Linked DNA regions of Homo sapiens: region 2 is linked to region 1. A link is an interaction called in ENCODE POLR2A ChIA-PET data of the cell type or tissue named here. Cell type or tissue: OCI-LY7. All regions are shown on one strand. Each heading gives the region's core, and the rest is flanking DNA. Links, peaks and the distances in the headings are about the cores only. Region 1 holds the start of LOC124904478 (a long non-coding RNA gene). Region 2 overlaps LINC01222 (long intergenic non-protein coding RNA 1222).

The links. ChIA-PET counts read pairs that join two places held together with the same protein. Peaks named below come from ENCODE experiments on the same cell type or tissue, not always from the same donor. Only the 100,000 strongest peaks of a DNase experiment are listed, where the experiment ranks them.
Region 2: POLR2A ChIA-PET joins it to region 1 with 6 read pairs; 1 of 35 experiments calls an interaction of 5 or more read pairs at or near these places.

Annotation. Positions count from the first base shown.
Region 1 is chr1:198,592,656-198,608,605 of GRCh38, reverse strand. LOC124904478 (a long non-coding RNA gene) reads left to right here and starts at 9,738. Exons shown (of 2, transcript XR_007066781.1): 1 at 9,738-9,840; 2 at 10,623-10,882. In OCI-LY7, for the core only: a CTCF peak has its summit at 9,494; DNase peaks (open chromatin) are centred at 9,615, 10,355, 10,735, 11,405 and 1 weaker place; H3K4me3 peaks cover 4,098 bases; H3K27ac peaks cover 4,610 bases.
Region 2 is chr1:199,000,278-199,016,227 of GRCh38, reverse strand. It overlaps LINC01222 (long intergenic non-protein coding RNA 1222), which reads left to right. Exons shown (of 3, transcript NR_110525.1): 2 at 7,660-7,834. It overlaps LINC01221 (long intergenic non-protein coding RNA 1221), which reads right to left and starts at 95. Exons shown (of 3, transcript NR_126351.1): 1 at 1-95. In OCI-LY7, for the core only: no CTCF peak of the experiment used is centred there; DNase peaks (open chromatin) are centred at 5,537 and 6,557; H3K4me3 peaks cover 504 bases; H3K27ac peaks cover 700 bases.

The DNA.
Region 1 (15,950 bases), core at 7,334-12,333:
GCGTCATTTTACATAGGACGCCACTGAAGCCCATTGTTTATTTTCCCCTGAAGCACGTGGCTATTGGCTAATTATCATGAGATCTAGAAGTTGAATCACACTTCTAGGGTCCCATTTCTAGGAAGTATCTAAAAAAATTTATAATTTAGTTTTTTCATTTAATCTGACTGAATTAGAGTAGCCTATGCCTCTTAATGGAGGGTAAGAGCACTTGGAGTAAAGATGGTCACAATTTTGACCCAATGGCAAGTAGAGGCAGCCAATTGTCATAGCTCATCGGCTGTTCCTTCATTTACCGAATGAAACAATGCATCCTAAAGGGCTTTAAAAACAAAGTTTGTTTGTAAAAATAATATTAAAAAATAGCTCTTTGGTTTTCAAGGCAAATGTTGTCATGTATTTTACACAACATGACTTGTGTTGATGTGACAGATTTGAGGATTTCAAAATATCCTATTAAGTAATGTGCTTTTACCTGTAGAAATCTGAAAGTTGCCAGGTAAATCTCCCATTGGCACAAAGACTTTATTTACATAGTGTAACAGACGCTGTTATTTGGGACCTTGCTAAATTTGTCAAAAAAAAAAGTACCCCATTTATTTTTATCACTTCCAAGTATAGAAGAAAATAAAAATACATAAAGGTAAGAAAATGCCAAAAGCATGATGACTCACATAAAGCACATATTTTGAACACTATATCATGTAACCAGTGGTGACCACCTAAGCAGTAGCAACAACAGGGCACTTATATAATTTATAATAAATCCAGCCATATAGCTGAGTTTTATATTTTATAGGATCAAGACCCTCAATTTAGCTCAAGAAAACAGCGTAGGAACCTCAAGTCAAAATGATTTAGGATATGTATTTTTGTAAATAATTTTCAATTCAAGCCTTTTGCTTTTCTATACTTAATCTTGTAATATGAAAATGCAGGCAGATAATTAAAAAGAAAATAGAAAATAACAAAAATAAACTAATATAATATTCACTTATATTTTTAAGGTAGTATTTATTTTCTTGGGTTTGAATTAAGCTCCTGAAATTGTAATAGTCTAGGTGTCTTTGAAGCTTTGAGACTTTTAAGTTTAACAATGTTAATAATGATATAAACAGGTTTAAATGTGACTGCTGACATTATAATTAAAACTGCCAGATCTGGTTTACATAGAATAACTCATTCATTCATGATCTACTGTGATTACTTTGTTTGTATATTGTGGTTGATATTGTAGGGCTTTATGTATTATTCATAACCTTATTATAATTAAACAAATTTTCTGTTTTGGACGAAGTATTCTTAACAGGTTATGTCTGAGTACAACTATGTTGGAAATTGTTCTCAACTAATTTCATATTCAAAATCTATAAAATAATTATCTTCAAAAGGCCCAGAAAGTTTGAGGCATAATCTTTTGACTCTCAGGATTATTGAGTTTCCTTAAGTAGATAGAATGTTTACTTGACATAGTAATAGTTCAATAAATGATAAGCATTGATTATGACATATGGTACTCCTGACATTATATTATGCCAGGATTTCTTAGTCCCTGCCACTACTGACATTTTGATCAGATAATTCTTTGTTGTAGGGATCTGTCCTGGATATTATTAGATACTCAGAAGCACTCCCGACCTCTACTCACTAGATGTCATTAACATCTAGTTTTCAACCAAACCAAAATTTTCAACAACCAAAAATGTGTCCAGATATTGCCAATGTCCTCTGGGGTATAAAACTGCCACAAGTTGAAACCCCTGTATATTTTTTAAAATAAGTTAGGGAAACAACAGAAATGAGCTATATCTTTTACCTTTGATTGGTTTAAAACCACTTTCAATTAACACGGAGTAATCATGGCAGTTTTTCTCTCCTTCTTCCATAGCTATGAAACAGTTACAAGAGAAATGAAGAAAGGTGAGGTGTTATCAGGAGAGAAGGAGATGGAGTAATGCCAAATTGTACCATCTAAACTGTGTGGAGAACACATGCATAGGAATTGTTACTAGGTTGTTCTGTGGTCCATCAAAATCTCCATCTCTGACACATATAAATGCAGAAATTGGTAGCTTTTCAAGTAAAAAAGAATAGGCTTTGTATACTCCAAAGTGATTTTCAATGAAACAGAACATTTACATTTGTCCTTGCTATTTTCCCGGAGTGTGCCATGACAGAATCCTCACCCGGGGTGAACCTCCCACCGATGCCTCATCACACTGGCCCGCCTGTTGTCATTTTTGATGTGGCCTTGTAGAGTCCTGCTCAGAGCTGACTTAGCTCTGGGCTGCTCCTTACAGAAAATGTTAACAAGCACAGGCATTGAGGAAACAGCTCTCCTGCAGGGATTTTGACCTGAGGCCACAGATTCAGGAGTGAGTTTATAGCTTCATAGCATGTTTTTAATTTAGTCACCTCAAAGATTTGTATTTCTCAGACTTGCAAACTGCTCACCCCTCCTCCCATCCCTTGAGGGTCCCCCACCCCCATTCCCAACCCCAGAGGAAGTTTCTCTTGCAAAGAACAGAGAGTCCAGTTAGGTAACTAATGAGCTACATACACTGCTTGATAGACAGCTTTTTCCCTCTTCAAAAGGCAGCTCATAGGGGTGCTTTGTGTTTGTGCACTACCAAAGTCACCACAAATCACCCCTTATGCGGCCACCTCCACCAAATTATTTTCTATTTATGAGACTTGATCACTAAGAGTAGCTTTTAATCTGAATTTTGACAATTGAAATTTTTAGCTACCTCTGAAAACAAAAATAATCATTCATAGAATTAACTTTTTATACAGAAATTTCACATTCTGACGACTTAAAGTGGCAGGTTTTATACAATCTAAGTTTTCTCATTATTGACAGTTTTGTGTCCGGTAATTCTTTGTTGTGAGGTCTGTCCTAGGCATTGCAGGATGTTCAGCAATACCTCTGTCATTTACCCACTAGATGCCAGTAGCAGCCCCCGCCCCTCCCCCACAGTTTTGACAACCAAAAATGTCTCCAGACATTGGCAGATATCCCCTGGGGGTAAAACCACCCCTGATTGAGAACCACTGATCTAATGTGGCACAGAGTAAGTATCTGTCATTTGATTATGTGCTGGAACTTTAGGACTGTTAGACATTTACTACTAGAAACACGTACAGTTACAGATAGCCCTTTTTTCCCCAATAAGGAAAATCCTTAAGAATTTAATTTTCAAAAAACTTTTTTACCAAATATCTTGATAGATATGAAATGGAGAGAAACCCATTTATTAGGAAGCCATAGTTTTTCATTTTTTTGTGAGGGGTTTAAGTAATAAGTGTACATTTTCATAGTCAAGAGAAATATGACAATTCTCTCTGGCAGTTATATACCGGTTTCATGTGGACTTCCCAATTTCCTTGGATCAGGTCCAGAACCTCTGTATTGTAGAGTCTTCAGGGGAAAGCTGGGCCATGAGATAAGTTGAACCTGTTGTTATTCATGCATTTGTGATTGAATAATAGGGAACAAAGTGACTTAACATTTTTCACTAAGAAGATATTATCAAAGCAGCAAGTGCCAAGTTTTACCAAATAGAATTATTAAAAATTAATTTAATTAATGTAGTTTTGATATCACTAGTACATGAGGTACAGTTGTTATTAATATTTTTAATTTTAATTTTATAAAATGGATCAATATCTATGCAACTGTGTAGTTTCTGACTTATCTCAAGTAAGGAATTAAAATAGAGCATATCTATTGCACTTTACAAGCATTATCCTTGACACATAAACTTTAAATAAAGGCTATTTGCTATAATCCATAAGAAAAACTCTGGTGATGAGCAAAGAAGTATGTAACAAGTGGAATAATTACAAAAATGGAAAAATAAAGAAGCACAAAAAATAGTGGCACTGTAAAATGCAGTGACATTTTATACTTAATAGCTTTGCAGTTTAGAGGACACTTTTGCTATTACACCATAATGTATACAAATTAAATAATGAGACCTCAGTGAACAAAAGGCAAATAAATAATTTTTACTTATTCTTACTGTTACTAGAAGCAGGAATGGGATATGGAGTATAAATTTTGTCATGCAATAGGTGGAATACAGTATGATGAAGGGCTTCTCAGTAATTTTGGAGAGATCTTCCAGGTAGCTCAGAAATACATGCTGATCTCTATAAAATCTTTCCTGCTGTGTGATTTCAAAAGGAAGGCAAGCTTGCTTGCAGGCATTATGTAACTGGCAACTGCAATTGGAGAGATGTTATTGCCTGGATCTATGAGGTGCCAAACATGGATAGAAACAGCAGAACTCTAATTGTACAGTTCAAGGTTAATTAAGACATTGTACTTTAAACAACTGACCTTGCAGTGAGTGTGGAGAAGGGATTATCTCCAATTAGTGCATCAATTTTGAGGTAAATTACCATCCACGTGGATTATTTTGGCTTAGCATGGGTTATAGATCAGAGTAAGACACAAAAGATGAAAAAGGAAATGTCAAAAGAAGAGCATCATACAGGGTCAGGAACAACAACAACAAAAATCCATTAGTTGCTTCTGACTAAAAGTCTCGTTAATCATCTAGTGAGAATAAATGGAAACTAATACAAAAACATCGTTAATATTTTATGTTACTTCTAGATCATATTTATGTCTTCATACTTAGGTGTATCTGTAGAGTAAACCAGATATATTATTTCATATAGCAGTTTCTTTTTTCATCACTAGATATTTTATTAGCTTTATGTAGTCAAATGTTAAAAGAATAGCCTTCAAGTATCGTTTCAAATTGGTGAAATGGTGGATCCAACTAATATTTTTAGACAAAATTTCAATGCTTAATGTAGGAGGGTCCTATAAAATTACAGAATTGATAATAGTCTGTTAGGTATTTACATATTTATATACATTATCTCAGTATTTACATGGCTTTAATCAATATTATTTTACCTCCTTGGCTAGATGATCACATTATCCAATTGTATATGAAAGCGGCCTTTGGTAAAAGTGAGGAGCTTGTTTAAAGAGTTTCTACTATAAATCTTATAGAAACTATAATAATAATTACAATTCTATCATTTATTTTTTCATGTAACACACACACCTGCACACCTATGCATGCACACACTTACACACACGCATACATATAAATAACAGGCACTGTCCTATTTTCCTTTTGCTATATGTATGATGTTAGCAAAACAGTTACAGTCCCTTTACTCAAGTAATTCTCAGTGGGGTGTGGTCCACCCTAAGGAGTTTAGGAGTTGCACAATGGGAAGATTATCAAAAGTTTTAAGCAAGGAGTTACAAAATCTAACTTACATTTTTATTCCTTTTTTTTTGCTATTTTTCAAAAAAAAATTAATCTGACTTACATTTTTAAAAGCTCTCCTTTAAAAACTTTGCATAATATGATGCATGTACTATGGAGATCCAAGAACTGATGTAAGGATATCAGCCAGGGAGCTAGCGCATTGGTCAAAATGAAAATTAATGATGCTTGATGCTTGGAAAAAAGAATGGAAAGAAAGAGATGGAGAAAAATCAACAGGATCCAGATATAGTTTTGAGGTAAGATTGACAAGACTTGAGGCTTTGAATTTGAAGAGGGTGATGAGGGTGAGGGTGAAATTTGAAGGTGGAAAGGTTCAAAATCAGAAACCTGTTTGTAAAGAAATTAAAAGTTTCATGACAAATTCATACAGAAATCAAAAGAAAATATCAAAACTATATGGGCTTCTTGATAAACTGGATGACATAATATTTTGAATTTTGAATTAAAGTATAGTTTTGATGATGAAGCTGGGTAATGAAGTGAATTCTGGGGCTGACCTACTAAACTACTTTTTAATCATTTACCATTGAGTGGGAGGAATATGGAAGTCATAGTTGACTAAATTATCTAATGGGGGTTCCCTAACTCCTCTCTCTTTTCACAACAAATTTTTAAAAAGTCAGATACTTCCTTTTTCAACTTCCCTTATAGCTAGGGAGTGCCAGGTAGACTTGTTATTGCCAACAAGAAGTGAGTGAAAGCATGCTTCTGCTGCATGTGTTCCTAGAAAGATGTTTCTTATCTGATAAAAGAAGAGAGTCAGATATACCACCTCTTGTCTCGCTCTTTCCTCACTCTCTCCCTTATCCTGTTCTCCCTAGTCTTTCCCTTGCTCTACTGTAGATGTCGCTTCACTTTCTCCTTGTGTTCTCTGACATGTGAGCCATGAGCCACAACTTGGTTTAATAATGTGATTTGGCTGTCTCTCCTCATGCCTGAATAGTCTTGTCATCATAGTTGCTTGGACCAATAAAATGGGAATGCAAGTGAGGTGTCATTTCTGGGTAGCAGTGTTAAGAAGTCCTATAAATCACTAAATATTCACCCAGAATTCTGATAAATCAAAACTGAAATATCCTACTCCAGACATCTTGTTAAGAAGGCAATAAATATTGATGTGGTTTGGCTCTGCCCCCACCCAAATCTCATGTTGAATTGTAATTCCCAAAGTTGGGGGAAGAACCTCTTGGGAGATGATTGACTCACAGGGGCTGGATTTCCCCCATGCTGTTCTCATGATAGCAAGTGAATTCTCACAAGATCTGATGGTTTAAAAGTGTGTGGGACTTCCACTTTTGCTCACTCTCTCTCTCCTGCCACCATGTGAATAAAGTGTTTGCTTCCCCTTCACCTTCTGCCATGATTGTAAGTTTCCTGAGGCTTCCCATTCATGCTTCTTGTTAAGCCTGAAGAACTATGAGTCAATTAAACCTTTTTTCTTCATAAATTACCCAGTCTCAGGTAGTTCTTTATAGCAGTGTGAGGACACACTAATACAGAAAATTGGTAACAGAAGGGTGGGGTATTGCTATAAAGATACCTGAAAATGTGCAACTGACTTTGGAACTGGGTAATAGGCAGAAGTTAGAAAAGTTTTGAAAGCTCAGAAGATAGGAATATGTGGGAAAGTTTAGAACTTCCTAGAGACTTGTTGAATGGTTTTGACCAAAATGCCAATAGTGATATGGACAATGAAGTCCAAGCTGAGGTGTTCTCAAATGGAGATGAAGAACATACTGGGAACTGGAGTAAAGGTCACTCTTGCTATCCTTTAAGCAAACAGACTGGTGTCATTTGCCTCTGCACTAGAGATCTGTGGAACTTTGAACCTGAGAGAGATGATTTAGGGTATCTGGCGGGAGAAATTTCTAAGCAGCAAAGCATTCAAGATGTGACCTGGCTGTTTCTAAAATATATGCTCATATGCATGAACATAGATTATCTGAATCTTGAACTTATATTTAAAAGAGAAGCAGAGCATAGAAGTTTAGAAAATTTGCAGCCTGGCCATGCAGTAGAAAAGAAAAACCCATGTTTTGGGAAAAATTCAAGCCAGCTGCAGAAATTTGCATAAGTAAAGAGGAGTCAAATGTTAATAGCAAAGACAATGGGAAAAATGTCTCAGGGCATTTCAGAAACCTTCTCAGCAGCCCCTCCCATTACAGGCCCATGGCTAGGAGGAAAAAATGGTTTTGTGGGCCAGGCCCAGGGCCATTGCTTCAGAGGATGCAAGCCCCAAGTGGTGTTTGGCCTACAGTTGCGCAGAAGGCAGGAATTGAGGTTTGAGAACCTCCTCCTAAATTTCAGGGGATGTATGGAAACACCTGGGTGTCCAGGCAGAAGTCTGATGCAGTGGAGGGGCCTTCATAGAGAACCTCTACTAGGGCAGCAATGAGGGGAAATGTGGAGTTGGAGCCCACATGGAGTCCATTCTCACACAGCTGTAAAATACTACCTGAGACTGGGTAATTACAAAGAAAAGGAGCTTACACAGTTCTTCAGGCTTAACAGGAAGCATGACTGGGAAGCCTCAAGAAACTTACAATTATGGTGGAGGGTAAAAGTGAAGCAAATACCTTCTTCACATGGTGGCAGGACAGAGACAGAGTGAAGGGAGATGTTCCACACACTTTAAGCCATCAGATCTCGTGAGAACTGACTCATTATCAGAGAACAGCATGAGTGAAATCCTACCCTGTGATCCAATCACCTCCCACCAGGTCCCTCCCCCAATGTCGGGAATTACAATTCAACATGAGATTTGGGGATGGGACACAGAGCAAAACCACATCATTCCTCCCCTGGTCCCTTCCCAATCTGATGTCCTTCTCACAATTCAAAACACAATCATGCCTTCCTAACAGTCCCTGAAAGTCTAAACTAATTCCAGCATTAACTCAAAAGTCCAAGTTCAAAGTGTAATCTGAGACAAGGCAAGTCCCTTCTGCTTATGAGTCCACAAAATCAAAAACAATCTAGTTACTTCCAAGATATAATGAAGGTAGAGGCATTGGGCAAATGCTCCCATTCCAAATGTGAGAAATTGCCAAAACAAGGGGGCTACAGGCCCCATGCAAGCCTAAAACCCAGGAATGCAGTCATTAAATCTCAAAGGTCTAAAATAATCTCCTTTGACTCCATATCTCACATCCAGAGCATACTGATGCAAGGGGTAGACTCCCAAGGCCTTGAGCAGCTCCGGCCCTGTGGATCTGCAGGGTACAGCCCCCATGGTTGCTTTCATGGCCTGACGTTGAGTGCCTGTGGCTTTTTCAGGCACACAGTGCAAGTTGTCAGTTGCTCTACCATTTTGGGGTCTGGAGAACCATGGCCCTCTTCTCACAGCTCCACTAGGCAGCACCCCAGTGGGGATTCTGTGTGTGGGCTCCAACAAAAAAATTAGCTGGATGTAGTGGTAAACACCTATAGTTCCAGCTCCTTGGGAGGCTGAAGCAGGAGATTGCTTGAGCCTTGCAGGTCAAGGCTGCAGTAAGCCATGATCAGGTCACTGCATTCCAGCCTAGGTGACACAGCAAGACGCTGTTTAAAAAAAAAAAATTGTGGGTGGAGGACATGAACAGAAATATATTTCAATTGATGTCAATTTGTTTGGTACTATTCAAGGTTTCAGTATCCACTGGGAGTCTTGGAATGTATCTTCTGTAGATAAAGGGCCACTACTGTATTACAATGCCTATCAAATGTCTAGCAGAGAGAAAGGGCTCAGTAAATATTAGCCACTCCACCTCCAGAACAATAGCCATAGAAATTTTACTGTGAGAGGGTAAATAGATGTTTAGTTAACTGTTTTCAAGTACAGTTTCCAGTAGAAAAATAAGTATACAATCAAATAAAATGTCCATTGTTGCAATACCCTGAAATAATTTGAAAAATTCAGAATCTACTTAGTTTTAAGGTCTTTGAGGTCAGGAGTGAAACCTAAACATAAGGAGGCTATAAAGTACTAGACATTTTGTGTTCTTTGTAATTGACATTTGAATAAATACCAGGGGAAACAGGAAGTGAGCATGGAAAGCTTCTAGATGCACATTCTAGATACTGTAGGGAGGCTCTGCTATCTGCCTCTCTAAGTCTGTTCTGTTACAATGCAGCTAAGTCTCACCATGGGTTCTCCCATCCCTAGAGTGCTCCCTTAATCTTTGTTCCTGGCCTTGGATCATTAGACCTGCAGTTGTTACAGCCCCAGATATCGGCAGCTGTGTTTCTAACCATGGCTTGATAACCCAACCATGAACTTTGACCACCACCATCTGGTTTAACGATGTGGCTTTGTTGTTCTCTATTCAAGCCTGAATAGTTCCACCATCACGCTTGCTTGGCCCAATGAAATGTGAACGCAAGTGATGTGTGACTTCTGGGTGGCAGGGTTAAAAGCCCGGGTATGATTCACCAAGCGACCTATTCCCTGCCACATGATCCTGGGGGCAGATGGATAGCTGATCTCTGAGTGACTACAGTGAACAAAGAAAGAAAGACTCCTGCCAAACCTTGTGGACAGGTAGTACAAGCAAGAAATTAACTTTTGTTCTGTTAAGTCTCTGAGATGTTGGTTGTTGTTTTCCATTGTATAACCTACTTTTCTTGACAAAAACCCTCATTAAAGCAGAGCCTGAGCTCCTCTCCACTATTTAAAGAACTTGGGGATCTAGATCAGGACTAGCCATCCTGGAGATGTTCAGTAAAGATTCTCTAATTGAATACAAAATGTCCAATAACAAAATATGGGTTTTTTGAAGGCCCAATAGAATGGGTCATGTTTTAGTCTCATTTTATGATTTATTAAAGTCAAGGATAGCAAAGAAAGTAATATTTTTTAAGATGCTTAAAATAGAGTGTTAAAGTAGGGGAGAGGTTCTTAACCTATTCCCTTCACTCTTGTGTGAGAGAAGCTATCATTTAAAACCCTGGCTCTTTTCATACTTCAATCCTACTGATGTTTTTCTTTTCTTTGAGACGGAGTCAGGCTCGAGTGCAGTGGTGTGACCTCTTGGGTTCAAACGATTCGCCTGCCTCAGCCTACTGAGTAGCTGGGATTACAGCTGCATATCACCATCCTTGGTTAATTTTTGTGTTTTTTAGTAGAAATTAGGTTTCAACATGTTGGCCAGGGTGGTCTCAAACTTTTGACCTCAAGTGATCTGCCTACCTCAGCCTCACAAAGTGCCGGGATTACTGGCGTGAGCCACCATGCCTGGCCCCTACTGACTTTAAAAATATGAAGTTGTATGGTTGAAAAGTAACAGATTTTTCTTCCATTTTCTTCCTTTTCTCACTTTTCAGTCAGATAATTGGAATGTTCCCTTTGTAAGGTTGGGAAGAAGGACGATCAAGTGGGTAGCTAGCTCCTTGCACCTCTGTGGAAGAGCTAAACTTCCTCTGTGAAGAGCTTCACCACAGGGCCCTTGGCACTGGGGACAGAGTGGCACATTTATACCAAGCACCCACTTCCACTTTCTCTCTAACACTTGAAAACTTTCACAGTACTTTTTCACTAAGGCTACTGTCAAGTCTGAAAAATAAAGACATTGTTTCACTTAGAAGTTGTATTACCTGTGGATTATTTAAACTCCCCTAAATGACATCTAGATGATATAGTAAGAAATTTGTTGTGTAGTGTACAGTCAACTCAGATACAAAGAATGTAATGGCTTTAGTGAGCCAACTGTACTTGTAAAATTAAAACTTAACCAACATGTTGAATCAGGCACATAAAGTATTGGCTAAATTCATTTGCTTCCTTATAGACATTACTTTAGAAATTCCTCTTTAGTGTTTAAATAAATAATAATCTAAAGTAAAAAGCACAAACAGGAAAATAGGCTTTACAGTTAATTATTTTCTTTTGAAGTTTTATTCTTATTGTTTTTACTCTCAAGAAGTGGCGAAGTATCTTTAACTGGGTAAAAGTAGATTGTCTTTACCAAACTGTATATTTGGGTTTTTGTGAATTCCCAGTATCTTTTGGGGTACATACATAGTGTGCCAACATTTGAAAGTAAACAGAGAAATGAATTCTGCATATAAGTCTGGCTTTTTACGTTAGGTTATGATCAAGACAAGTTGATTTGTTCCTGGACACAAGGTGAGCCCATATGCTACTAGGTTACCCCTCACCTTGCTAGACAGATGCAGATTTATGAGGGCAAACCTTATAGGAACATCCTCTATCATTCCTCAGATGATAAGGCACTGGCTCCCATATTAAGTTTTAACAATCTAGTGAGTGAAAAATGAAAAACAGCGAGTATCTCTGGATTTAATCACAGACACATAAGAAAAGTAAAATTATCATTCAACCTCAGGGATAGTGGATGAAGGCAGAATCTTAGTCTTATAAATTTAATTTAATACATGAAATGCCTCCAAGATTTGAGGCTTTGTGGGATAATAAGAAACAATCACGGAAGACCTGCACTTTGAATAATCCAACGTCAATTTTTGCTTTTTATCTTACTCAATCTCTCAGCAACATTAGACATGGTTGACCCCTTCCTATTTCTTGAAGTATTTTCTGTGCTTGGCTCCCAGGATGCCATACTTTCCTGATTTTTTTCCCATATCATTGGCTTCTACTCCTTTGTCTTTTGTTGATTCAGTCTCAATTCTCCAGCCTCTGAAGTTTAAAATGCACCAGAACCAGTCCATGGACTTATTTAGCCTCACTCTTCCTACTGATCTCCACACAACGCCATGTGTATGCTGAGGACTCTAAAATATTCCGTCTCTTCCTTGGTGTCCAGACTTGAATAACTGCCTACCTGACATTTCAACTTGCATCTCAAACTTAACATAACTCAATTTTCCTCAATAAAACTTTCCTCTCCATTGTTATCCATGTTAGTATATGAGACCATGATTTGGGCAAAAAACTTGGAAATAAATCTTTATTCCTTTTTTTCCCTCATATCCACCCAATCCATCAAATTTTATCAGCACTTCCCTTAAGATATTCTATAATTGTATCATTTGTTACTACCCTTGTCCAAATCTACGTTTACTCTTGACCCCTTGCAATCAATTTTCTACACAGCATCCAACATGTTATTCTTTAAAATGTTAAATATTTTTCTTTGACACATACACTATTGCTGAAAATCTTACAATAGCTTCTCATCACACTTAGAATAAAACCACAGTGCTTTCTTCCTAAAAGGTTCGTATTATTTGAGCACTTGGTTCTCTCTCCAGTCTCATCCTCTCAGTCCTGTGAACTGTCTCAAGCTACAGTGACCCCCACAGTGTTTTTTGGCAAGTCAGTCATGCTCCTATTGCTCTTCTTAAATTTGCTTATCTTTCTGCCTCAAATGTTCTTCCTCAAGATAGCCTCATGGCTCACTCCCTCAATTCCTTCAGTGTATCTTCACATTAATCATTCAAAGAGGGTCTCAAGTAATGTAACCAAATCTATTCCACACTCTCCTTTATCCCCTACCCTGCTCAATTTTTCTTCATGGTCACCAAAAACAAGTAAAAAAATGAGACAATGATCTTCGATACATTGGACATCAAACAATAAAAAACAATAATTTCTGAAAGACTGGAGTCAATCAAGGTGATCTCTAATTTTCCTCAGCTTATTGATTTAAAAAAATAATCCAGACCTCAGAACAGGGAAGAGGAATGCAAGTACAGCCTAGAGAACTTCCTGAGTTGAGGAGATGAAACCAAGAGTCTGGGGAGGCCAACACAGCTGGAGTTTTCAGGATATAGTATATGAAAATAGAAAGCTGCACCAAAAAAACCCAAAAAAAAACAAAACAAAAAAAACAACTCCAGAGACCTGCAGAAGAAGGTCCTTTTTTCAGCAGAATACTGATCAACACATGCATGTGAGGAATCCATCCAAAGCCAGGGGAAAAAAAAACACTCAAAAAATTAGAGAAAGCAGTGTCTAGCATTAACACTGAGCTCTCACCAGCCAGAATGCACAACCATTTAATTCACAGGGCATTAGTAGAGTACTCAGAAGGGTCTTGCCTCAATAGTGGAAAACAATTAGCCCTAGACTAAACACTATTCTGGTCCCACATAATGAATCATAAAAGCAAAACACAAAAATATGAAATTGTTTTTAAGTAGCTGCATTCTACAACAAAGCTCAAAAAGCTGTAGGAATACAAATAACATGCAGTATTCAACAATGCAAATTCAAAGTGTCTGGCATCAAATAAAAGCTTACCAGGTACGCAAAGAAGTAGGAAAATATGACTCATAATGAGAAAAATGTCAATCAATTGAAACTGACCCAGAACATAAGCAGATAATAGAATAAAAGCATAAAAAAAGAATACTGCATTCCATATATTCAAACAAATAAGTAACAACATAAGAATGGTATAAGAAAGACCCAAATCAAATATTCAGAGATAAAAAGTACAATGTATGTGATTTAAAAAATACACCATATAAGATTATCTGATTATTAAGCTTTAGTGATTTTGAACACATAACAATTAAAACTATCCAAAACAAAACATCTAAAATAATTTTCAAAAATGTCATAAATGAACTATGGAACAACTTTAAGTAGCCTAATATGCATTTAATTGGAGTCTCTAGAAAGGGGTGGATAGAAAATACATATGAAGAAATAATGAATGAAAAATTTCCAAACCTGATTAAAACTATAAAACCACACATATACAAGTAGTTCCATGAAACCCAAGGACAAAAAAATGAAGAAAACTACAGCAAGGCACATCAAAAACAAATTGATCAAAACAAAACCAGTGCTAAAAATTAAATATCAAAACCAGTTTAAGAAAAAAAGAACTTTACATAAAGAAGAACAAAGATGAGGATGACAGCAGATTTCTTACTAGAAACAATGCAGGTAAGAAAACAGCATCTTTAAACTATTGAGAGAAAAAAGCATCATTCTATAATTCTATTCCAGTGAAAATGTGTTTCAAGAGTAAAGGTAAGCTGGGCACAGTGGCACATACTGGTAGTCCCAGGTACTTGGGAGATTGAGGCAAAATAATTACTTCAGCCCAGAAATTTGAGGCCATCCTAAGCAACATAGCAAAACAACATCTCTTAAAAAATAAAAAATAAAATAAATAAAATAGAGCCAAAGCAGTTTTTTTTTTTTTTTTTTTTTTTTTTTTTGCCAGACATGGTGGTGCATCCCTGTAATCCCAACACTTTGGGGGATAAGGCAGGAGGATCATTTGAAGCTAGGAGTTCAAGACCAGACTGGGCAACATAGAAAAACCTCCTTTCCACTAAAAATTTAAAAATTGGGCTGGAATGGGTGTGCACACCTATAGTTCCAGCTACTTAGGAGGCTGACGCATGAGAATTGTTTAAGCCCAAGAGTTCAAGGCTGCAGTGAAACATAATTACACCATTGTGCTTCAGCCTGGGTGAAAGAGCAAGACCCCATTTCAAAAAAAATAAAAAAATATTTTTTGGAAAGACAAAAGCTGAAAGAATTCATCACCATTTCAGATCTGCACTGTTTGGAAAAAAATAAAAATATATTATGAAATTTATAACATATAAAAGTAAAATGTATGACAATAATAAAAAGGGCAGGGAAGGGTAAATGGAAGTATCAATTGTAAAGTCTGGTAATGTACTGTTGCAAGGCTCTTATACAATATGTAAAGTAATGTCACTTGAAAATAGACTAAGTTAAAAATGTATACTCTAAATCCTGAACAATGAGTAATACAAAGTATGATAGCTAATAAGCCAATAAGAAAATGTAATAGAAACAAAAAGTTAATCAAAAAGAAGGCAGACAAAAGAAGGAAAGAGGTGAAAGAAAAAAATGGACAAATGGAAAACAAATGGCAAAATGATAGATTTAAATCTAACAATATTAAAAGCCATATTAAATGCAAATGGTCTAAACATACCACTTAATGGCAGATACTGTCATAATGGATATAGAAACAAGACCCAACTATATACTGTTGATAAGCAATAAACTTTAAACATACACAGTTTAAAAATAATAAAATGAAAAATAGACACCATGATGAAACCAGTGGAAAGAAAGCTACGATCAAAACAATTGATTTTAGAACAACAAATATTACCAAAGATAAAGCTGATCATTTCACAGTGCTAAAGTGGTTTGTTGTTTAAGAGAATATGACGATCTGGTTCAAGAGCTTCAAAATGCATAGAGCAAAAACTGATAGAATTACAATAAAAAAGAGAGAAATCTGCAACTATAGTTAGAGATTTTAATTTCTTTCTGTCCATGACTGATAAAAGTAGACAGAAATCATTAAGTATATAGAATACTTGGATGACACTATCAACTAAACTGACCTGGTTGACATTTATAGCACACTTTACCCATAAACAAAAATCACACTTTTTTTTCCCAAATGTATGTAGGACACTTATCAATATAAATCATAATCCAAGCCATAAAACAAGTCTCAATACTTAAAAGAAGTCAATTCTTATAAAGCATAATTTCCGAATACCATAAAACTAAACTGGAAAAAAAAATAACAGAAATATCTTTGGAAAATCCTCATTTATTTTGAAACTAAATAATACTCTTATAAAACTTATAAATCAAGGAAATCAAAAGAAAAATTAGAAATTATTTTGAAATGAAAATGGACTTATAGAAGATCTGAA
Region 2 (15,950 bases), core at 4,325-9,324, 410 kb before region 1:
CTTGTCACAATGGTCACCCAACATGCAGCCTACAACATGGCAGTGTAGTTCTTTAAATCCAGCCAGGAAAAAATAAACTTTAACAAGATGGTCACACCATCTTCTCTACATAATCATAAATATGTAATCACATTCCCCCTGTCTTGTATCCTATTGGTTAGAAGCAAGTCACAGGTCATGGTCATACTCAGGGGAAAGTACTATTCAAGGCCATAAATGTCAGGAGATGGGGATGATGGGGGGCCACCACAGAGCCTATCCACCACAGGGTGGAAGGTGAAAGTTTTGGTTTAGCTGAAGGGTGTGACACATGTACGTGGGACAATCAGGTTGGAAAAGAAATTTGGGTTCAGGTTGTGGAAAGAATTGAATGCCCTACACTGGAGTTGAACGTTATATTTTATATACAAGAGGAAACCATTGTTACATTTTTGAATAGTAGGGGAAACTTAATGGAACTAGGCTTCAGAAAGTTTAATCTGGAAATGAGTTGTAAAATGAATAAGGAAAAAATAATTGGTTTAGGAATAAAAGTTAATATATTAACTTGTTGAAAGAATGAAATAATGAATATTGTAGAAAATATGACTATAGAATTGGAATTTAAAATGAAGCTTGTTTCTTAAACTGAATTACAAAAAGGAAGGGTGATCAGCAACTCACCCATTCCTTACCAGGTCAAAATTACAGGCTTCCCTTTATACACGCATGTAATGTAAAATGTTCTTTGGGAAATGTCTCTATAAGAAGGAGAGGTAGGTCTGTGAGACACTCAGGTGTGGAAAATGAGACCTCATGATACTCATCAAGGGGAAGAAAGGTGAACCTTGTAAACATAAGATACCATCTTTAAAAGACCATATATTAAAAAAGAGTAACAGTAGTATGTCTAGGAAAATACTGGATACTGGATGTGCATTATTTTGTGTAATTAAAAAAATTTCACTCTATTGGAAGCACCATCAAATTAAAGAAACACTGACTTTTCATGAGCATCATATAAGGGAAGTGGAAATCAGGATAAAGAAATAGGATAGGTGGAAATAAATAGAACTTGACAGTAAAGAAACATCAGAGAGAGATAATAGTAATAATTGACATTTTTAATGTAGGCAATTAGGAGGTTAGTAATAACCAGAAGGATATGTTGGAAAAAGAGTAGGTTTTAGGGCTACAAGAAAAGTATTGGCTTATATATACTAAATTTAAATGGTTTTCAGAACTGTTGCTGAAGATGTACAATGCACACTAGAACCCACAGGCAGTCAGGAGGAGACAGGTGGATTCTTGGAAGTCACTAGGTAAAGGTGACAATTGAGAGTATAAGACTGAGCAAAATTACCAAGGAAGTGAGTGTGGTTAGAGAAAAAACAAAGACTATGAGCAAATCTTTATAAAGTATCTATATCTCAAAGATGGGATGAGGAAGCAGAGTTGGAAGAACTTGAGAGAGAAGAAAAAGGAAGAGTGATCCTAAAGGTAGTTAAAAACAACAAAGCGAGTAGAGTAGTAGCTCAAAGGAGAGAATCATCTAACTAAGAGATGCAAAGTTGAATCTTTAGAGTGGTCAAGCAAATATTGCAGCAAGCCAAGTCTAAAGTAATAAGAAGGCATGGGACAAAGAAAAAGTGAAATGCATGTGACTCATATAAAGTAACTGACTTCAAAAGAAATATATTTTTTAAAAACAATGTCCTTACGGAAAATACATTGCTATCTTGATTTGGTCCACAGGGTGCCTGTTGGTGATCTCTAGTCTGTAGTAATGTATAATCCAGAGAACAGAAGTAGAATGAAATTGAAGAAAACCATTGTTTCACAAGTAAGAGTTTCTTAATCATCTCTTCGTGAGAGATGTTTTATTAAATGGTGGAAGCAGAAACTGAAGCGTAAGATTTAAGGAGAAAGTGAGTGATCAGGAAGCAAAAACCTTGTCTGATTTTATAGTAATGTAAAACTTGAAAAAACTCTGTCATGTAGTCGTGAAAACAGCCATGAGAAGGTTATGGCTGGTCACAGACAACAGGGGAATGATGAGGCTAAATACTGTGTCCCCATTGGAGACAACAAAGAGCTTCATGAGGCTAATGCAACAGTCAGAGCTGGGAGTGGGAATCAGCAGCAGTAGCCAAGGAGCAGAAGTCCAGCCAAACCTATTGAATGGTATCTTGCTGGTGAGTAGGCTACTTCAAAATCACTATCCATTCCACCTCACCAGCTTCCCCACAGATTTCAAATGCCACCCAGATTTTCAGTGAATAATTTACCTTGGGAAGGCGATGAGAAGTTATTAAAGGGGCAGTGGCTTGATCAGCTCCTTGGGTGCTGCAGGTTTGATTTTTTATTCTTAGAAGACATGAGTCCTGCACAGTTGTGGAATGGATGGGGACAGCCATGGTAAGGAGTTGTATGCCAGAAACAAGAGGGCAGCTTGGTGGAATCAGGCCCTGGAGCAGGACCATGGGGACTGGATCCCAGGCATAGGTGGAGTTGTGAGCTTTTGAGATAGAAAATGACACTTCTTTCTCTAAGTCTGTAGAAGAAGGAAAGTGAATACCTGGAGTTAGAGATACATTTGAAGTGGAGTAGAGGTATATCAGATAAGCTCCCACTGGAAAGTTCTGGCCTCTTTAACATCAGCCTAATGACGGGAAACACTGGGAAGAGCCATGACACAGGTGACCTGGGCATGCCTGTGTTAGGTGTTCAGTTTTAACCTGATGAAAAAGGTGTGGTTTTCATGCTGCTAAAGAACAGTGGCTCATGTTTCACAGTCTGCCCAACTAACTTCATGCTCTTTGCTTGGGTTCAGTCACTCAACAAATGTTTACAGAGGTTCAATAATATGCTGTATTGCAAAGTGTTTAAAAAACTTTATTGTTTATTTTTCTGACTAGAAAAGGAATATTTTTTCTTTGTAAAAACCTATACAGAAGAAAAATGAATAGAATATCATTTAATAAGTATTTCTTGAACATGTACCATGGGTTGAACCTCATATTAGCAGTTAGACACGCAATAGAAAACAAAACTGACATGACCTTGCTGTATAAAACTTATAACCTAGTGGAAGAAACTAAATTCTGCCCAGACTCTCCCATCACACCCTCTCCAGGTAAACACTATTTCGTTTTGTGTATATTCTGCCAAATATTTTTTATATTTAATATACTTCAAATAGTTTTCATCACATTCTATGAGTTATATTTTTTTCCTTTTTGCTGTGTAGAGATTAGGGTAGCTTCATGCTACATTCAGATACTAATTTTGAAGTTTTAGACAAGATGACCAAAAAAGGATGGCAAAGAAGGAGCTTAGAGCTGAAAGGGATTTCAAACGTGATCCCTCTCTTTACAATCTCTCTTTGAAATCTTCTTATTCAAAGCTGTATAATCAAATAGGTGCATTTACATGAAGTAAAACACATTAATTAATTTAATACATTTTGAGTGTCTAGTTTGAGCAAGATAATATTCTAAATATGGTTTACTCACTAAAGCAAATTTCCAAGAAAACCTAATTTTTTGGAAACAAACAAAACCTGTGGAGAAGAGCTAATAATAAGTACTTTTGCAAAATTCGTATGCTCCAGTTTAAAAAAAGAAAATTAGAATTCAAAAAGGGAAAAGGAAGACAGAAAATTTCAAGCTAATCTGGAGTGCGGAGAGGCAGATTTCTTGATTTTTCTGGCTGCAGTCATATACCAACATTTTAGTTTTATTCTTCTCTTGTATTGGAATAGTGGCTGTTTTAAAGATACATAAGCATTTATATTCTCTGTCAGCTATCTATTTAGGGATAAAAGAATTTACACACCAGAGCACATGGGAAAATGCATGCATGATGATAGAATTTTACAAATTTATTTATTTTGGGTTGTTATAGCCCTTCTACCCTTTATTCTCATTCAAACTCCCACTTTTTAAAAAACATCCCATCTACAGGGAACTGCACAGAAAATGTGAAATTGGTAATTCTGCTTACTCTGCTGCAGAAGAATGTAAGAAATAGCTACAGTGTATGTCACTATAATTTATGACAGGGCAGTGACAATAACTTAAGGACACAGAATAGAACCCAACTACGCACCATTAAATAGTTGATGAGCTTGGAGTATATCATTTTGTTGATATTTCTATCTCCAACACTCAACAAATTATTGCCCCTGCAATTCCCTACATTTTTCACTTCCTAGAAATGTCATGTATAATCCAACATAAAATGGAGACCATTTGTGCACTTTTCACTCAGTTTGTTACTGTAAGAAAGATGTTTTAAGGTAAGAGCTAAAATATTCAATCCAATTCAATAAAACATTTATTGAATACCCAATATTATGGCTGCACTATAAGAAGGTACAGTAAATGCTATAAGCGAGGTCTTAAATACAAAAAAAAAAAAAAAAGGAAAATGACTACCTCTTTATGGGGAAGAGCTGGTTGGTATTGAACAATTTCTTTCCATAGGGCTCACAAGTGTCTTGGCTCTCTAGCATCCTTAGGAAGGAAACCTAAGAGTGATAAACTAAAACTAAAATAACAAAGGAAAGTATGATTTAGGAAATTTTACCCATAAGGTCCGACCTGCTGTAAAACAGTAAATATATCTAAATGTTTGGTTTTGTTTGCTGCCAGTAAAGAGGCTCATTAGAGTTGGAGATGTTATCCTAAAGTGTTTTCAGATAGGATCTCGGTGGCATTTCAGTTTAATCCTCCCAATTCTTTAGGGGACCACTCTGAATTTATCTTACAAGGGGGCAGTAAGCATAGAGAAAAGATTACTTCTCTCGGCCTTTCTCTAACCAGATTTTTGGTTATTCTCAGACAAAAGGAAAAATGTATCCGCCTTCAGAAGTCTGTCTACAAAATATTCTCTCCTATTTGTGTTTAAAGTGTCATCTCTCAGGAACAGCAGCTCTCTATGTTACAGCAATTCCTTTATTTATTCATTTAGTTACAACCAGCGCTTACTAACTGTGCATGAGGCCTGCAGGAGAAGCCATCAAAGTATACAGGGAAATAGTATAGAGAATATTAGGAGGATGAACACATAATCTAGGAATGCTCAGCCTAGACTTGAGCCACCAAGGAAGGAAAAGCATGCTGAGACTGGAAGTACAAAGAATCATGTGAAGTGTGTGTGTGTGTGTGTGTGTGTATGTGTGTGTGTGTGTATGTGTGTGTGTGTGTGTGTGTTTTCCCAGAAAGTTTCAAGCAAGTTGACAGAATGTTCAGTTTAAGAGACAAGTGAGATTCCTTTAGAAAACGTCTAGGAGCTTACAACCTTGTGTTATGTCACAATTTGAACACTATGTGTGGCAGGTTTTACATAAGCTCTCTGTACATGTGTCTAAAGAGTGAGTGCACAAGTTGAGAAAAAAAAATCTTTGCTACGTAAACACAGGCTAACTTGCTTGATGTGGACAGAATGTGGGGAAACTTGGATCCCTGAACATCGTTGCCTTTAGATTTCATCCAGGCTACTGAGTTACTGCATAGTAGGAGTTAACAGATGGCTCTGGTTCTGACCCTGGCTTTTGCTGTGCAACTTCCTGTGTTATTATCTGTGTGACACTTAGAAAGTTAGTTCACCATTGGAGCCTCAGCCTCGTCATCTGTAAGTTGGGAATAATAGTAGTACCTATCTTAAAGGGTGGTTGTAGTCAATGAATTAATACATGTAAAAAACTTAAGACATTGCCTGACGTGTCTCCTTGTAAATGTTCTTTTTCTTTCTTTATCTTTTCTTTTCTTTTTTTTTTTCTCACTCTGTCGCCCAGGCTGGAGTGCAATGAGGCAATCTTGGCTCACTGCAACATCTGCCTCCTGGGTTCAAGTGATTCTCCTGTCTCACCCTCTTGAGTAGCTGGGACTACAGGAGGGTGCCATCATACCCAGCTAATTTTTGTATTTTTAGTAGAGATGGGGTTTTACCATGTTGACCAGGCTGGTCTTAGACTCCTGACCTCAGGTGATCCACCCACCTTGGCCTCCCAAACTGCTGGGATTACAGGCGTGAGCCACCGTGCCCAGCCATAAATGTTAATTTTAATTATCATTCTATGTTAAATTTGTTGTACAAGTGTGAAAAATAAAATTAACCCACTGACTTTGAGGGATGTATATTCTGATTATCCCTTACAGTGTGGAAATAAGTTGTCTTTAATGAAAAATAAAATACTTCAACAAGTTCCTTCTTAGTAACACCAAACTAATGGCAACATAATGGACAGAGTTTGCTTTAACTTCCTGAGATAAATTAAATCACTACATTTTAAAATAACTGAAATGGACTCTCTCTCTCTTTTAAATAATATTTGGGTTTAGGCCCTAAACCCAAAGGCCTAATTCTGCTTGAGAGCTCTTTTAAAATATGACCTATTTCTTTCAAGTTTCTCATTTTATTATTTATCCTCTTGGAGCTCTCAACTTTCAAATAAAAGTGAATGTATTTCTTTTAAATAAGAGGAGGTCTGTGCAGTGCACACATCTAGATTCTGATAGTGCCAAGAGAATTTTTTTTTCAAAGCAGCAGTTCATGTTCAGCCAGCGCCAAACGGAACTTAAAGCTCAAAGGGTTTGACTAAATTTAGAAACCACGATGTTCAAGTGGTTCTAAATTTGACAAAGCAAACCAGAAGCTAACCAAAATCGCACATAAAATGATCTTTTCTATTATGACAACGGATTGGACAAGATATTATTATGCTAAATTTAGGAAAATCAGACCAATAACTAAAAATGAGCTACTTAAGGCTGAAAATAAATGTGTTCCTATTCCAGAAGAAGGAATTCTAATATCTTCATGAATATTTTGAATGATGTTTCCGATGTTATGAAGTTGAAAATATCAAAATTACTAATCAAATTTAAAAGAAGAAAAGAAAACTGTTCCTATCAAGTATGTGGTCTCTCTGGCAATGCTTCCAATCTGAGTTTCAATATTCTCAAGAGCAGCTCATGTTTGACAATACTTCATAAAATAAACCTGAGTTGTCTACCTGATTTTCCATACCAAGCCTATATATTTCATACATAATATTACACAATGATATGTTAAACAAAGTTGATTTAGTCCTTTTTCTGTGTCTTATAATTTTAATTGTGTGTAACATTTCTAATTTGTGTTTTATTCCTAGTACACACATTTGCTTCATTCTGAGCCAACCATCTAGTACACTGATAAAAACCTGCTAAATTGTTTTTCCAGGGCAGAAATTTTAGGTTGAACCAGGAAAGGCAAGATTAACTGCTAACATACTACAGTTATACTTTAACATTATGTGAAACTATTATTTTAAGAAATAGTGAAACAATTAAATGCATATGATGAAATTTTCTATTTTATTGCAAAATAAAATATAGAATATGGTATTTATTAAGTTTTTGCAATAGTGCTTTAAAATAATAGTAGTGCAGGATTTTACTAATGTCAAAGCTATAACTGCAAGTTAACTTTGAGTCAAGTTAAAGGTGAAAATTATGTATTTTCTGAGAAAAAGAAAATTGCAATTTTTAGAAACCACTTTACAGTCTAAATCAAACTTTAAGAGAACTACTCCAGTTTCACTGTGCGTTCCCTAGCCCTTCTACTGGCCTTTAGTGTAACTACCTAGCTTACCTAAGGTTCTCTATTGAAGTAAGAGCATTTTCATTTCAGAATTCCTGTGATCCGGTACATACAGAAAAATATCAAGAGAAGTTAAATTTTAAAATGATGGACCTTTTCCAATTAGATTACTTCTGATCAATACAATGTCTGATTTTTATAAGATGACAACTAAAATTCAAATTCGGATGTCAAAAAGGTTTAAATAACCCTCCCTCCGATCTCTGTAAGTATACATTAGATGTGGGAACCAATAAAGTTTTAGACAAGGAAGATTATTTCATGTAATGGGAAAGCTGAAACCTTAACACTTCTATTGTCTACCTGCCTTACTTCTGAAAATAATTTCTTGCAATGTTCCATGAACATTAATGCATCAGTAAATTACTTTGGATCATGAATTTGTACTGGAAACGGTACCAAAACTCTGAGTTTTCTGTTGGTTATTTATCTCTAAGTTCATTACACAGTATTTGAACAAGGCACAAAGAGCCAAATTAAATCATACTGAGTAATTGCAGGTAATTGCAGGTCATTCTTTACTGTCTACAGGTGGATAAAAAACAATTTATTTGGGGATTAAGAAAAGTATGTTGATGGTTTTCTTATCACAAAATATATTTTTATTGTAAGGACTTAGAATATGCAGATAAGCAATATAATGACAATATATCCAAAGATAACTAACATTAATATAATCTGGGGGGTATAATAATTTTATACATGTTTATAATTTGATTTATATTTATCCAGTGAATCAGTTAGGATCCCATCAAGAGAGTAAAAACACATGGTAATTTGAACAAAGAAGTTTATGAGAATTTTTTTTAACTGTAACAGAGGTTTGAAGTAATGAGGGATTTGCAAGCAGCAGTAAAATAATGTTAAGAAACACGGGAATACAGATATATGGACTAGCCACTATCCCTAGGGTTGAGCTAGAGATGGGCCAAGGGGCCAAGTGAGCACACCATGACCACAGGCACTCTGCTATTGCCCAAGGGAGAGAGCAACAGGGAAGTGGCTCGCTTCTATGAACTGCAGGAGCCATGTGCAACAGAAACCACAGGCTCCCAAGAGTGAGGTTGGATGAGTGTCTGAGTAAATGAATGAGTCTCATTTTACTTACCTGATATTTTCTATCAACCTCTAATTGATGATTTTCCTTTCCTCTTATTGTTGTCTTCAAGGTCTTCTTCCTACTCTGTACTCTCTCTGGGGATCTCTTTACATCCCACAGCCATTGAATCTTAAAAGTAATACAAGAAATAATTGAATGAAATTTCCAAGGACTTCAGAATATAGATCACTTTTTTTCCCTAACATCTAGAACAGTATCTAGCGTATTGACAATATCCAATAATATTTGCTAAATAAATAAAGAAAAATGCACACTGAAGAGTCAACATCATAAATGAATAAAAACATATTCAAAAGTATATCATTCTGAAATTGTACAATGCATACAAATATTTGATGCTAAAAACTTCTACAAAGATAAAGAAGATCACATATGGGAGTTACAACATTTAGACTTCTGAAAGAAAATTAATTCCAACCTAGACTTCTATGCTCCATTTAAAAAATTAATCAGAAGACACAGATTAAGTAAAGCAACTTACAGATAGGTTAGATCTAAAAATATGTATTTGTGATACACCCTTCTGTAGGAAGATATACATCACCAAAATAATGGAATAAATAAACAAGACATAGGATTAATGAAAAATGATTACAACACAGGAGAGGTTGAAAAGAATTCCTGGAATAATGTTGAAGGGAAATCCTAAGACATCAGCCATTCTTCAAGTCTAGAAACCCCAAGGCTATTGAGAGCATGAAGACTAAGGAATGAATGTCTCCAGGAAACAAAAAAGGAACCAATGAATTCATGACACATTACCTGGTGAGACTGACCATAAGCAAACATAAACAAAACAATTTCCATAGGTATTTTATTGTTTGGAATGTAGCAATTTATGAAAAAGAAGAGACGAGTATTAACTCCAGTACAAACAAAGAGTTATTTGGGTAAGGGTGCAAATCTTAGTAAATGACTTGGTTCAGAAGTAAACAATATAACACAACTTTTAAAAAGTTGAGGGGTGAAGACTGAAGTGGTAATTTAAATACAAAATTCTGATACAATTTTATTGAGAGGAGGGAGAGAGGAGTGGAGAGAATTTGGTATCATGGTGAAGAAGTGCTAATTTTAATGGTGCATAAAAATAAGTCATTGGTATCAGTGATACATATTATTTTGTAATATGAAGACTGAAGAAAGAGAAAGGAATATTTTTCTATTTTATTTTGGTAAAAATTTTTATTTCTATTATCTCCCTCCTTTCAATAAAATTGTATCAAAATTTGTGTTTAAATTACAGTTCAGTGTCCCCTCTCCCTCTTTTGTCCCTGGGGGCCAGAGTTTTTATTATTATTTTGAGTTATTGAATTTTTAAAAACTAACACATATTAGTTTTTGAGATTTTTTTCTTGTTGTTCTTGGGTTATTGACAGCAAAGGGGTGGAGGAGGAGAGAGAAGATAAAATGAGCAAATAAAAAAATGGTAAAGTACACAATTACTGGTTTCTAGGACTCTTTTGTCACTAAACTGAGCTATTGCAATAAGGTTCCTGCTGATTTTTCTATCACCAATCTTTCCCGTTAATTCCATCTTTCACAGAGCTTCCAAAATTATCTCCTAATAACAGATCTGGTCATTCACTTTCTTGTTCAAAAGCCCAAAACAACTACTGATTGATCACGTTAAACTCCTCTGTGTGACATTTAAGGCCCTGTCTAGTCTAACTCCAACCTAACTAGAGTTTATTTCATTATTAATCGGTGCTATAAATCTACACCCTGGCAATTAAAGATTATTTTCTCATCTCTAAATAAGACAACCCCTTTACACTTCCATCCGTTTCTCTTTTTTTAATTTCAATAGGTTTTTGGGGAACAGGTGGTGTGTGGTTAAATGGATAAGTTATTTAGTGGTGATTTCTGAGACTTTGGTATACCCGTCACCCAAGCAGGGTACACTCTACCCAATGTGTAGTCTTTTTTTGTTTGTTTGTTTGTCTTTTGAGATGGAGTCTTGCTCTGTCGCCCAGGCTAGAGTGCAGTGGTGTGATCTTGGCTCACTGCAACCTCCGCCTCCCGGCTTCAAGCGATTCTCCTGCCTCAGCCTCCCGAGTAGAGTAGCTGGGATTACAGGTGTCCGCCACCGCACCCGGCTAATTTTTGTATTTTTTAGTAGAGACAGGGTTTCACCATTTTGGCCAGGCTGGTCTCGAACTCCTGACCTCATGATCCACCTGCCTCAGCCTCCCAAAGTACTAGGATTACAGGCGTGAGCCACTGCACCCAGCCTCCAATGTGTAGTCTTTTATCCCTCAACCCCCTCCCACCCTTTCCCCCAAGTCCCCAAAGTCCATTTCTTGGCCCAGAGTTCCTATCATTTGCTCTTCCCTCTTTGACCTAACTTATTTCCTATTTTTTTCATACACAAAATGCTAAAGGCCCAGGAAAACTTCTCCAATCACCTGCATTGACATACCATTTTTCCTCTTGTGTTGCCACTGTGCACTGTGTTTTTATTATAACACTAGCAACATTTTGTTTTGGGTCACAGTATGTACCTTACACCTATCTGGTCCACAAAACAAAATTCCCTTTTTCCTTGAGAGGAGAATCTGTGTCTTACTCAGAGGCATACTTCTGTGAATGTTTATCACAATGCATACAAAGAGTAAGTATGCAAGAATTGCTTGTTGAATTTTAAACAAAATATTTTAAAATTGCATAAATATGTATGCCTATTTACTGTTAATATTCATAATGAGTCTATCAAAGATAGTGACCAAAATGTTCTAACTATAAAATGTTTTCATGATTTGCCATTTATAAGGAGAAATTCAAGACTCGGCAACCAATTGTTTTAAGGCTTCCAATGACTCATAAAATTATTCCAAAAGTTATAGAAAACTTATGTTTGAAATTATTTATTCAAAAATTATTAGCAAAGCCCTAACTAGTATCTCCCAAATATGTTGAAATTAAATACAATATGAAAATCCAAGGTCTCATAGGTGTTATTAATAGTGGCATTTTTATTAGCAAGATAATCTATTCAGTTCTATGGAGAATACAAAACTGAGAAAGTCTTAATAATTGTAAGCTAGAGACCTATAGATTTTAACGCTTGACTTTTTTTTACCTTAATGCTCATTCTTTATTTATTTTCTTTTTTAGTTCTTTTAAAATTTCTATATAGTTCACGAGAGATAGCAATCTACAAATAAGGACACTTTGCTAGGTATCCCCCCCTTCCACCCATTCTCTTTCTCCTCTAATAATTTATGAGTTGATCGAATACATCAACTTTCAGATTTGATCATGAGTACTTTTTTGGAATAGTCCAATTAGCCTTGTTCTGCTAAATATGTCAATAAGAGGAAACCGAGTGTATTTTACAGTATGTTTTTCAAGCATCTCTCCACTGCAGCTGTGTCAAGTATACTCACAGCAGATGTGAATAATGCATGCAGTGCTGTTTCCTAAAGCTCTATCTGCAAATCAAAAATACTTATTATTAGAGACATAACAATTTTTACTCCACGTATTTTAATATGTTTTATAAACTTAATGAAACAACAACAATTGTGACAGGTCAATGTTGAAAGAAGAAATTAAGTGTGCAATGAGTGTTGCCCTTAAAACTTAGAAGCTTCCAGATTATATGTAACTCAACATTTCTTGAATGATTTTTACCACCCTGGTAAGTATGAATAAATTGGGGCAACACTTTCATAAATGCCAGGTTGTGAAACTATTTGAGATTTAAAAATATTTGAATTCCAGAAATTAAAAAGTGAGTAACAAATAATATCAATATAAATTATTTATCAATAGTCATTTTAAATGTCTCTGCAATCATTTTCCTATTTTATAAGCATCTATACTGCATACCATCTGCTGATACTTATTTTAATTCATAAAAAGACTATGTTTAAATGAAAACGTAAGTGACAGAATCAGAACAAAAGGGAAAGGGCAGGAGAATAAACTGAATAAATTCCAAATATGACTTCTAAAGGCAGACAATATAAAAGCTGTAATCTTAGTTTAAGCCTTACACTCCTTAAACACAGTAATTACAAGACATCTGCTGGGAACACAGCTTTGCTATTGGATAACCTTAATTGCCCTGTAATATTTCCTGACACTCCCCAAAATATGCCCCATTGCTAATAATTCATTCACATTTCAGCACCATTATTAGCTACTAATTCAAACAATCAAGACAAAGACAATAAATGGATGACCTTGAACAATTACCCACTCAGTGAACAGAATTTATTTTGTGCTTTTCAAAGACGTAACTGCTTTCCTGCGACTGTGAATAGCACTCCAAAATCAGGCAAATGCAGACAAGAGAAAAAAATCGTGGCATAAATGTAATGTTCCTTCTGATACTCTTAGAGGACTAGTGTTAAAACTTATCCACATATTATGCTTTCTCTAAGAAAAATAAAAGGAAGTATGAAGTTCAAGCAAGAAACAAATTCTCTTTGTAATAAATAGAGATAATTTAGTCAGGAATAGTCAAGTATACATTCAGTTATTTCTTTTTTGTTTCAACCTGTGAGAACATTTAAGAATCACATAAATTCAGAGCCAGGAAAAACATTCACTACTCACAGCAAAATGGTGGGAGTTTAATGGACAGCTCCTCAGGGGGCTCCTCTTGCAAAATATTTTAAACACAGTCTGCCAAGTTAACACTCCCTCCCCCTCACCTCCTCCTTGTTTCTCAAGAAATTTGAATTTTTAAAGAAATGTTGTACTCTTGGCCTTTTCTAATATGGAATGCATTAAGAGAAAACCCATAAATAAATGCTTACATATGCTTGTGAGAAATAAAGCAGACACCTCAAATTGATCTATTTGCCAACAAAGGGGAGGGGGAGCAGGCACAACCGAAAACTAAGGCCAACGAAGTAACAAAGATATGGGTGAACCTATGTTATCACTGTATTTCTTGGATGTATTGTGGGGCATATTCTGGTTTGGTGTGATCCAGTTATAAATGCAAGAAGAAAGGATGTAGAAAAATGGGTTAAGCAGAGGCATTCCAGTAGGGAAAGAATTTTTGCATTTTTTTATGGTCTGAAAAATCCCAGCAAAAATATTGAGTTTTTAAATATACAATCAAACAAAGAAAAAGCAGGTTTTGAATTCTCTTGACAATATGTGATCCTATAAAACAATTCTCATAACATTACAGAAATTTGTAATATATATATCTTAAACAGCTTTTGTATATGAAATCCTCTAATTCCTTCTCTGCCTTTTCCTCCTCCTCTTTTTCTTTGTTCTTCTCTTTTAAAATTTTATTCTTATGGATTTCATTATACCTAAAATTCATAATATTATAATTTTTCCCAGTGTTTAGAGAAAAAGTTTTGGAAGACAATTATTTCTAATTGTGTCATATTCCCCCTCCACCCCAGTGAATGTTTGCCAAGGCATTTGAAAAGTTCTATCATAATTTTTCACATAGAAAAAAAACCAAAAATATTACTTATGTAAGCATTTTATATACATTCAGTTCAAAATTTTTATTTTAATTATTTCAGCCTAATAAAAAATGAAATAGAATTTATCCATACAAACCTTACATAGTCATTTGTTTGTTTTGGAAATTTCTGTGTTCAAGAATTTTTTTATACAACATTAGAGACACTTATGTTAGACCACATATTATATAATACAGAAAAAAATTATTTGATTGTATAAAAGCAAAAAGAAACTCTACCAAAATGATAAAGAAACAGGTTAGAAAGCTGAGGGTGAGAGGTTGAGGAAGAACCTGAAACATTTATTCCTCAACAATTGATCAGAGGTGTACAAAATACACAATAAAAAATCAAGCTTAAGAAAGTCAAAGATGATAACATATCACTGGGAGATTCACCTAAGTCCAGAGGTGGTTCTAGGATCACTAATTATGCAAAACACTGAGGGGGAAAATAATGATCGATTATCTACATGTTGGGCTATGTACTAGAGGCTTCTCATAAAATAGGTTTCCATTTGAAGACATTATAATGTAGTTAGAATGACAAAATTAATACCCAATATAACCCAAGTTTCTTTTACAAGCCTCAAAGTAGGTATTAATAGGGTCACTATCGCATGTGTACACATGTATGTGCATTTACAAAAAGGATTTCAGCTTGCTTCCCTCAAGGTTTCAACTTACTATTTCTAGAAAACCCAGAGGAGAGTCTTCTGTGTACTTCACACTAATGTATTTTCATTCCTTCCTTTCTTCCTCCACATTTCCCTTTTGGTACTTAAAGTCCCTGGAAGGTGCAATCTTCCTATGATCAACAACAGCCTCTGTCTCGGTAAGAAAAGCCAATGTCCGCACCAAGGGCATGATTACCCTCTGCCCAGCCTTGAGATTCCCAAAAGTTTCTGGGCTTCTTATTGCCCTCCCTGTTTTAAAGCAATGAGGAAATTCTTCTGTCCTCCAAGTCATGCTACGTATTGCCCTACATAAAACTGAGTGAGCCCTGTGTTTTCACAGACTGCCTCCTGGAACTGGTGTTTTCCTTTAGGATCTAGACATGAGTTCATTCTGCAGCTCAGAGAAAATAGACCACAAGCTATTTTCTCCATGTTTCTTTCTCACCTGGTGGCTCCATGCAAACATTTTTACTTCATGGAAATGTCCTCATGTAAATAGTATTGCATGCTTATCATTTTGAGGTTCTTTACCTATGGTCTCTCCTTTGATCCACAAAAAAAGGTGATGATGTAGTTGCTCCCATTATCCCCATTTTGCAGATGGTAAATTATAGTTTATCAAAGTTGAATGACTTGGCCAAAAGCACCAGGTAGTAAGTAGTTGTGCATGGTCTCAAGTCATGCAGATTCCATATTCTAGGCCTAGAATTGTCTAGATTCCTAAAATGGGCACAATTTTGGGTACATTGGAATGTCTGCTACACATTTGAAATTGTGGGAAGTAATGTAAAAGATTGTGCTGATTATACGCACCCACATGAGAAGGTGTCGATGCAAGGAAAAGGCAGCTCCAGAAAAGGCTCGTGAGTCCTGAATTTATTAAATCCTTGCTACTTGTTTTCTTTGGAATTACTAACCACTTTTCAGCATGCCTCAGGTCAAATGAACACCTCCATGCTGCTGAGTAGACTCTATGAGGCTCCTATTGTAATCCCTTCACTAAAGAAGCAAATTTGGGCATCATTAACCTAATCTAAGAATTAGATTAGTGTAACTTGCTCATGGCCATATAGATGTTAAGTGG